Linked DNA regions of Homo sapiens: region 1 is linked to region 2. A link is a loop called in an ENCODE intact Hi-C map of the cell type or tissue named here. Cell type or tissue: sigmoid colon. All regions are shown on one strand.

Evidence for each region. A loop is a pair of places that touch in the nucleus more often than their neighbours do. Peaks named below come from ENCODE experiments on the same cell type or tissue, not always from the same donor. Only the 100,000 strongest peaks of a DNase experiment are listed, where the experiment ranks them.
Region 1: a loop joins it to region 2, with 6 times the contacts of the local background. A loop is called at or near these places in 2 of 110 quality-filtered maps.

Annotation. Positions count from the first base shown.
Region 1 is chr4:17,066,005-17,071,004 of GRCh38, reverse strand. No RefSeq gene overlaps it. Among named protein-coding and RNA genes, the nearest start is that of LINC02493, 120 kb to the left of the region's middle. In sigmoid colon, no CTCF peak of the experiment used is centred here; no DNase peak of the experiment used is centred here.
Region 2 is chr4:16,967,829-16,972,828 of GRCh38, reverse strand. No RefSeq gene overlaps it. Among named protein-coding and RNA genes, the nearest start is that of LDB2, 72 kb to the right of the region's middle. In sigmoid colon, no CTCF peak of the experiment used is centred here; DNase peaks (open chromatin) are centred at 3,048 and 4,868.

The DNA of each region.
Region 1 (5,000 bases), 98 kb before region 2:
AAAAAGGGAGTTACACAGCATGGTTCTGCTCTGTTTCTTCAGTGTATACTGCCATTGAGAATCATCCTTCCCAGTAACAAAATTGTGCTTTGCAAGTTCCATATATGTGTTTTGAGTAGAATTGAATCTGGTAGAACTTCTGTTTAAGATTGGACAGGCAGGCAAGATAAGCTTTAAGATTCCTTTTGTTGACTCAGTAACACAAGCCCTGTGAAGTGAATTACAAATGGTGTTCTCATTAGTGAATTTGTTCTTAGAAATCTCGAGTCAAACAGTAGCTTCTGTAAGACTCTATATAGTTTATCAATGGCCACAATAATGCTGTATGACAACCAGAGATTCTCTGTGGCAAATAACAGTAAACAAATTTCTGGTTTTTGAGTTTTCAGAGTTCAGCTGATCTGAACTGGGCTTAGCTGATTTTGGCTGGGTTTGCTTATGTGTCTACAGACAGTTACGGGTCAGCTAGATGCCTCTACTGATCTTGGCTGGGCTCACTCTGAGTTCCAGAGTTGGATGGCTGTTGGCTGATCTTGGTTGGCCCCATCTGAGATAAGTGAGGCAACTCAGTTCTGCTCCATGTGTCTCCTCCTCTAGTGGGCTAGCTCAAGCATGTTCTCATGGCAGTTGCATAAGTTCAAGAAGATTTCCTAAGGCTTAAGCTCAAAACTGGGTATGGTCACTTCTGCTGCCTTCTATTGGCCTTAGCAAGTCACAATGCCAACCATATTCAATTTTGGGCGAAATAGACTTTATCTCTCTGTAATGAGTAGGACTGCAAAATTATGTGGCAAAGGGAATGATTTACATTGAGGGATGAGAAAAGGAGCCATTATTACAATCAGTCTACCATGGATTCTAAATTATTAGCATGAAATCAAATTCTAGTAACCATATCTCACTGTCTACTCACGTCGGCTGGCTGTCATCCCTAGTAATATGTCAGAAATGAAATATCAGGAATGATTTTTCTTTGTCTGGAGAACTCTGACATTTCAAGGGGAACTGTACCAGCTAGTGTTGGCCCAAACTCAGCTGACCCCCTGCAATATCAAGCATAAGACTGAAATACACAAAGGCCTCCCCTCCCCTCCCCTCTCCTCCCTTCCCTTCCCTTCTCTCCTCTCTCCTCTCCTCTCCTCTCCCCTCCCCTCCCCTCCCCTCCCCTCCCCTCCCCTCCTCTCCTCTCCTCTCGTTTTAGGTCATAGGATGTCCTGCCTCAGTGTATTCTCTCGTTACTTACATGTTATTAATATCATATTATAATTACTAGGATAATCTCCAGGCTTTGCAATTGCCTGGTACTCCATAACTGCTCGGTAAATATAGGCTATTATCATTATAGTGCAGATATTCAGAATAAGTTGTTGTATTTTTGGAACAGGTCCAAAGTTTCTTGGTTAGTAAAATATAAAAAATGGCCTCATTATAAGCCCGCCTGACCCATTAAGAACGATCTCCCAGGACAACCTTCTAAAATGCCAGGATAGGTGCTCCACTGTAAGAGTAACCTATTAGGAACATGAGTCCAACATTCATTCTTTAGCAGTGAGATCTATGCCATGCATTTGTTACTGTTCATTTTATTCACTGTAGCTCCATCAACTTGTTGTACAATGTAATTTTCTCATGGAACTCCATTAAAGGTGGGAAGAGGGTGCATTAAACAAAACAAGAACCCCTAATTTTTTTAGCCATCAGGCATTAATTTATCAATGCTCACGTACATAATTAATGGTCTCGCACAGCTTGTGACAGCTGGTTTGTTTCAGCCAAAACCCAGCCTAACTAAGTTAAGATTTGGAGGTATGCCACAAGAACCTAGTTAAACCTGTCATGAACTCCTCATTTGATATTTTAATAGGCTTTCCTGGCATGGAACCCAATTGCCTGGGCTCACTCCCCTCTCAGTCTAAAAGGCGTGAGTTCAGCTTCATCACTCTACATATCCTCATCTTGTCTCAAACACTTGGAGAATGGGGCTTTGAAAAGGTCAAATCCACATAGAAGAGAAGTTTATGCAAAAGCTCAAATAAAAACAAGATGAACGTGCATACAGACAACATTTAGTACTGGCAGCCCATAAAACAAAACCATGTTGTAAACATGTCCAAATATCAACAAGTCCTTTTCCCAAAACATACTGAAGAATAAAGGATTTGAAATAACAGTTCAGGGTACAGTTGGTGTCATCTCACAGTTTGTAAATTTGGCACTATTGATCTACAAAAAAACTGTAGAGAATTCTAATATATTGAGCCTCTTCTCTATGTTGTATCCCACATCAATGATTTTATCTGTTTCTTGCAAACATTTGTTTGCAAAGTTGTGATTTTGCAAGGGTGTGACTGATCCGAGGACACATGATTGATGACAGGCAGAGCCAGACTTAGAAGTTGAGTGCCTAATTCCAAGGCAAGTCTTTGCCACAGTGTGCAGATGAGTAATTTAGCTTACATGAGGTATTTAGAGTCTAATAGGTTCTTTATGTTCATGTTGATGGCAAATGGTGCTTCAAACACATATCTACATAAGTATTATTCCTTTGTTGCATACTATCAGATGGGGGAAGTCAGCGTACAAATTCATCAGTGAATTCTCTCTGGAATCAGCTGCTCTGTGGGCTCCTTTTGGATAAGGAAACAAGCCAGGCAGAGGTAGTCTTTCCAATTCCTCCAAGTGCTTCATCCAGTACTTCTTCTTTGCCAGCAACTACATGGGGCACTTTTTGTAGGGGACCCTACTTTCATCTTCATGACAACACTTGGAGATAATTATTGGTACCCTCAATATTACATGTTTTGAAATTGAGACTCAGAGATGTGAAGTAACTTGTTCAAGGACACACAGCTAATAATTAGCTATTCTAGCACTGAACTCAGTTCTGTCTGACCCTGAAGCCCGTGCTGTTTTGATTTTGTTCATTTTCTACTAATTTCTTATGTGGCTAAGATGCATGTCATGATCTTGCCTATTTATTAAGAAAAGGCACCTAGAAGCAACATCAGAGAGTGAGTTTCTTTTATCAGAAACAAATCTCCTGGCAATTTTGGAATTAGCCAGAAAGGGTTCAGATTGCCTGAGTGGGGCTGTGGAAATATGGTTTGGTGTTGGGACTAAGGGTAGGGAATGAGGGAGGTAGGGAGACAGAGGAGCTTAATGAAGAGGGTACTGGGAAGCCTCATCAGCCTTCTATGAAGAATTATGATCTGGCTCTTAGCTTCCAGGGAACAGAGGTTCTAAATGGCCATGCTTTCAGTTTCCAAACTCAGGAAGTGGTGGACAAAGTGAGACCAGAGTTAATGCTTTCACACCTGTAGCAACCAGTTCCCCACCCATCCCTTGCCCTCAAATCATCTCAGGTTGTCAATATCTGACAGAAAGTTCCATATCTAGGCACTCTGAGCCAGGGACTACTTCAAATGTACATCACTCACGACTTAGCAAATCCTATACCAAAGACACGTTGGAACTGCCTATTTTTGGTGTAAATGCTCTGAGAGTGTAGCAGAGACTACAGGTACCTGGATAGCTTTGGGATAATCAGTCTATTCCGAGCAGAAGATCAACTAGAAGTCAAGGAACTAGAGCTCCATCCGTGGAACTTTGGGGAAGAGGATCCTGGTTGGCAAGAGAGAGCTAGACAGGCTGTGGGGAGCACAGTAAACTGGATGGCATCTTGGCCAAGTCTCCGTTCTCAGTGGGACCTTAAATTTGGGCCAGGCATCAGCCTTTTTGTAAATTAGGAAAAAGGAACTTTTCTGGACGAATAACAGTGAAATGTGATCCTTCTCTCCTCTAGGTAAATGTCAGCCTGAGTCATGACTCGCATGCAGTGAGGGATTTTGGCCCTGACTCACTCCCTAAGGCAGGCATATTTTGGCAGTGAATAAACTGCATCACTGTAGCTGGTAACTCTGCCTGGATAGGAATAGGGAATAGAATCAGAATCTTTTTATATTATGAGATAATAATATAATAATTGTAGTAAAGTTTAAGTCTTTATAAGGATCAGAGAGAGAATCTAATCCGCTCTAACCTAAAATACAGTATAATAATGCCTGGTACGTAACAGGTGCTGGATCAAAGTTTGTTAGATAAATAAATCCCAAAGTGGGTCAGTTTTGCAGCTTCCTTCTGAATAGTGCTTATAGAACCACTAAAAATAGTTTTCCATTTTCACGTTCATGACTACTGAGGGTTCATTCTTTAGAGTACAAAGGTTTTCTATACAACTCAAAAGTTCTTCCACTGCTGTTAAGTTTTTTTCATCATTTATTGGTCCATCATCTAATCACTTTTCCTTTTTCTACTGATCTTACAATTTTATAAATCCATGGCCATTTAGACTTCAGATGCCCATATCCAACATCATCTACTAAAAGTCTCTCTTTAAGACTTCTTTATCAGGAGATAAGGAGATAAGGAAAGAGTGTCTTATGGTGTGATGTTGATGAACAAATGCTCATCTTTTCAAATGCTTAATACTTAAATATCTGAGTACTGTTGTCACATGCTGTTAGCAGTGACCTTCCTTTTCATTGTGTCATCAGCCTCCTAAGTGATCCTGGTTCCACGTCATGCAGTGATTTGCATGTGCTCCATGCTGTCTTCCTCTGCATCCAGGAAGCTCATCAGACCCTTTCCCTATACTACATCTTCTGTGGTTCTTACCCAAACTATTGCAATAGTCTCCTAACAGATCTTTTGCCACCAAATCATATGTCTCTAATTTATCTTCCAAACTGCCAGAAGGAGTTTCTTAAATTAAAATATTATCATAAAATTATGGACTGTTTCTCATGGCGTTAAGGGGATTAAGACACTCTTTACTTAATAAGGTACTTGAAGTCCCTCCCTGTCTGGCTCTAACTTCACAACCTCATCACTAGCTGCTTCCCCCAACAGTCCATACCAAGCCTGATGAACATTGTACAGTTCTTTTCATTGTTTCAAGCCTCCCTGTCTTGCCTATTTAAAAAAAAATTCTTCGAGCATGA
Region 2 (5,000 bases):
CTATACCTTGATTGTTTCCTCCCTGAAGTCCTACCACACTTGTAAGTGTCACAAAAGTAATAGTGTATACAGATTAACCTTTTTTATTTTGCTTATTCTTACCTACTAGACTATACATTCATTAAATCCACAGATTATATGTCCTTGTGTCTTTGCTGTTGGTGTACTGCCTGGTACCCGTCAGGTATTCCAGTGATCTTGTTTCTGCAGTTAGGTTATTAAAAGGTTCATGAGTAGCATCCATAATAAGTCTTTTATGTACCTCTCAATATTTAAGACAGAGTTGTTCCATGCAGTTGGCACACAATAAATGTTACTGACAATGACACTGAGGGATTGAGAAGAAAAAAATTCACCTTTCTTGAGATTCTGAGCCTGTATCTATCTTGGCTAAGTAATTATGCAGATAATTAAGGCTAAAAAGAAACTTGCTGTTTTCATTTGCACGGAACTGCCAGGAGTCTAGGTCTGCGGTGATCAAAGTCTCTAGGTGATGGTTTAACTCCTTGTCTCCCCAACCTTTACAGACAAACCCATAGCACTGAGCCATCCCAGAGAGCCAAAAAGAGCTAGAGTTAAAATAACAGTCGAGCGTCGGATTTAAGAGGGAGAGACAAAGAGTATAGATATGTCATTTTTATCTTTAGAAAAATAATCACCTCACTTGCTGCATTTTGGTAAATGGTGAGTAGATGCCTATGAAGATAATGATGAAAATGCTGAATGAAATTGCTGAGCGAGGTCAAGAGTGGACTGTGGGAGATAGGTATTTGGTATTTGCTGTTAAGATAAAGGATGGCCCTCACTCTCACCTTCCCCCCACTTTCCCCATTTATCGCCAACTATGAAGTCTTTTCTAATTGTCCTTTTTAGGGAAACCCTGTCTACTAGGCACTCGGAGAAAAATTAAAGCCTGGGAGGGAAGCAATAATGCTAGTGTTTCCAGGCACACAGAAAAGAAGAGACCACTCCAGGTCCACGCAAATGTGAGGAACAGAAAATGAGAGATGGGCTGGGTGAGGATCCCTGGGATCCAGGGGCTGTAGGTCAGTAAAAACGGGCTGCTTTTGTAAAGACCTCCTCTCTGGATGTCGGGTCGTTTCTCCCACACAGCCACCAAACAAGGCAAGCATTCGCTTAACACTTTTTTCTTTCCTTTCTTTTTCTTTTTGGTCATTAACTAAGGCATTTATTAAATACTTTTACGACAGGCCCTCACATGTGTGGTTTCAGTGCATATGTGGTGTACGTGTAAACACTGCTGAATTAAATTTAAAATTACAATGAACTTTGTCAAGAGTGCATGGAGAAATGTCAAATAACTGCTATGGAAAATAATATATAGTTCTTCCTTAATATAATAGATCTTAATGTTGGTTCTCTTATATGTTTAAAATAAGAATTACTACAACAACAAAAAAAACCCACAGAAGTATCTCATCCATTACTGTTAATGCTGGTGAACATCATATGGGTTATAATTTTAATATTTTTTTCTTTTGCAATGTATTAAATAATTATTCTTGTGCAATAACTACATGCATTTAAAGTGTGCAATTCAAAGAGGAGGTCATGGGAATCCCAACTTGAAGCCAGTGGGTCAGAAGTTCCTGAGGCCTAGACTTGCAACTGGTGTCTAAGGGGGCATAGTCTTGGGGACTGAGCTCTCGACCTATGGTATCTGACACTGTCTCCAAGTACATAGTGTCAGAATTTAATTGGAGGATACTCAGCTGGTGTCCACTGCTGGTTGGTGGAGAAAAACCTCCACACACTGGGCTACAGGAGTCTTCTGTGTTGATTGCTTGTGGTATGAGAGCAGAGGAAAAACCTGGTTTGAGAGTTTTTCCAAAACTTAATTTTTTTTTTTTTTTTTTTTTTTTTTTTGAGACAAGGTCTCACTCTGTCACCTAGCCTGGAGTGCAGTGGCACAATCTTGGCTCACTGCAACCTCCACCTCCCAGGTTCAAGCGATTCTCCTGCCTCAGCCTCCCAAGTAGCTGGGATTACAGGCGCATGCCACCATACCTGGCTAATTTTTGTATTTTTAGTAGAGATGGGGTTTCACCGTGTTGGCCAGGCTGGTCTCGAACTCCTGACCTCAGGTGATCTGCCCGCCTAGGCCTCCCAAAGTGCTGGGATTACAGGCATAAGCCACCATGCCTGGCTCCAAAATTTAAATATTTAAGGTGCTGGATATCCTAATTACTTTGATTTCATTATTAAAATGTATCAGATTACCCCATATACACCAAAAATATGTATATCTTATATGTAAATAAAATAAATAAATATAATTATGGTAAATCTTAAAAAGTGTGTGCAATTCATGAGTTTTGGCAGTGGCATACACCCACAAAAGTGCCACCACAATCAGGATTCAGAACATGTTTATCATCCCTCAGAAATCCTCAAGCCCCTTTTCAGTTGATTCTGCCCCACTCTCTCCCTCCTCGGGCCTCAGGCAAACACTGAACTGCTTTTTGTCACCATGGATTGGTTTACATTTATATAAATGGAATTATACATGTGTCTGGCATCTTTCACGCAGTGTGATGCCTTTGCGTTTCATCTATGTTGTTGGGTGTCAGTGGTACACACTTTTTAAAATCACTGAGCCATATTCCATGGCATGGGTTACACTAGAGCTGGCTTGACCGTTCACCTGCTAGTGGACACTTTTGTTTCACCCAGTTTTTGGCTGTTGTGAATGAAGCTACTTTGACTATGTATATACAAGTCGTTGTGTGGATGTGTGCTTTCATAATACTTAGGCTGACTCATGTCCTTTTGAAGAGGTGGGAAAACGAATGGCTCGGAGATAATGGAACTAGGCCAAGGTTGCAAATAACTGACAGGGCAAGGCCTTGAACTCAATTCAATTCAACTTCAAACTCAGTTTCTGAAACTGAGCACAGTCTGGTGTTACTGGTTGAGAGTGCAGGCTCTTTAGAAGCCAAGAGAGGCTCTAAATCCCTGTTGGCATGTTGCTGCGTTAGCCTCCCGATTTCGTTTATTTCTCAATACACTTGTTGAGCTGTACTAAGTGCTCGGCTCTGGGCCACATGCTGGTGTTAGCTACAGAAACGACTAAGACAGGTCCCTGGCCCAGCTGAGGCATAGTGTGATTCTCCAATAGGGTCAGTAGCAGGGAATGCACGTGTTCTAAGTGCTGTGAATGAACAAAACTCAGGTTCAGGCCAAAAAACATGGAGGGAACCCAAGCTGCTTCGTGTTGCTCAAAAACGGGACACAGGAAGTGGGGCCTCCATTTTCAGGGGCTAGAAAGGAAGCTTGAATGACACAAAGCAAGGGCGGGCTGAAGACTGGGCAGAGCTATGACCTCTTGCTCCTGTGAGGCAGGGAACCACTCCTCAGCTCCAGCTGATTTGGGCCAGGCCCGTGGACATCAGTTGACGTAATGCTAAAGATGGCATTCACTGGTCAAGCACTGTTGTATTTATTTTCTATATTATTGCCCCCATTTTACTGAGGAAAGAATTAAGGCATGAAAAGTAACTTCTCTTTCCTCAAGAGAAGTAGAAATGTGCACCTTTCAATCAAAATATTCAAATTGGTAGGCTGATTAAAATTAGTGTCTGAGTTGGATGCTGTACACCTTGCAGTTTGAGATCTTTGCACTGCATCCCGTACAGACTCATATGCTGAATGAAGGAAATTGGACTCTATCCTGGGGCAAGGGAAAGAAGCGATAGGGTTTAAGCAGAGGCAGTGATTTCAACTTCAATTTTGGAAAGATCATCCTGACTTTTAAAGGCGAGAGGCTATGACAACACATTCAGGACTAGTGGGAGGCAAGTCAAGTGCCCAGCAAGCAACACTGGAGGAGACGCCCACTCTCAGGGCTGTTATGCAAGTGCCCCAAACAAAAGATTTAAACCAGCTAAATAAAAATGACAGCAGATTATAAGATGTCAGGCTGGACAGGACCGGAAATAATATCAGAAATGGGGGTCTTCCTGGCCTTAGGTCACATGAATTCAGCCTGGGGGTGGAAATAAATTTATCTACATTTGACTTCTGGATCCTTCACTTACCATCCCAGGGACCTGGCGCAGATCTCCTGAACTCTGAGCCGCTGGGTCTCTTCTTCTGTCAGCAAAGGCAAGAATTTGCTTTAAAGTTAGTGTGGGCATCAAAGGAAAATAAATCTTGTCATCTTGGGGAAGAGGGTGTTTATAGTAACCCCATGTGGTGGTGGATGGGGTGGGGGAGGCAGCTCTTTTTAGGACCCTGGGTCTGGAGGTTCCCAATCCATGGGAGACCTAGACTGGGTCAGGACAGCAGTGTTCCTGGCCCTGGTCCTTGCTGGGCTGTGGGGCCCTTAGTAACTCACATTACCTCTCTTGCTTTATTTCCTTCTGAAAATATGATGGTTGGCTTAGATTTCTAAGGTTCTTTCGAACTCTGCAAGAAAAATATATATCTACAATTATATAAATGCAGAGAAAAGAATGAAAAAGACTAGGAACCTCTCAGTCTGAGATTATATCTGGATTTATCACACTATGTGGTAAAGAGGATTTTTTTTCTTGTCTATTCTTGATATTTCCCATCTTTTCCAATTTTGATTGTGCTCCATTGTAAGAAACTGGCCTGAAATCAAGGGCTTGGTGATGTGATTTTAAGAGTCCAGGTGAACCCTTCTCTGAAGACACCACCTCCTGTTTACTGTTCGTTATTTTGTGGGAACAGAGTCTTCCTTGGAGGCACTTTTAAAAATGCAAACATCCAGTGGGAATGTTCTCCAAGGGCAGCTTTTGCTATTTTTAAGCCTCCACCCTTGACACTGCAGCTGCCTCTGAGTCCCCACTTCTTTCCCGGGTTTCCACACATGGCAGGCGGCAATTTGGCTCCTCTGAGAAGTGCTGGCTGGGCTTCTAGATTCAGCAAGAGCCCAGGCTTCTTTCTGCATTTCCAGAAATGGAGGGAGTGATTCAGATCAGATCCCCAAGATTAAGAGGTTGTATCTCTCTTCT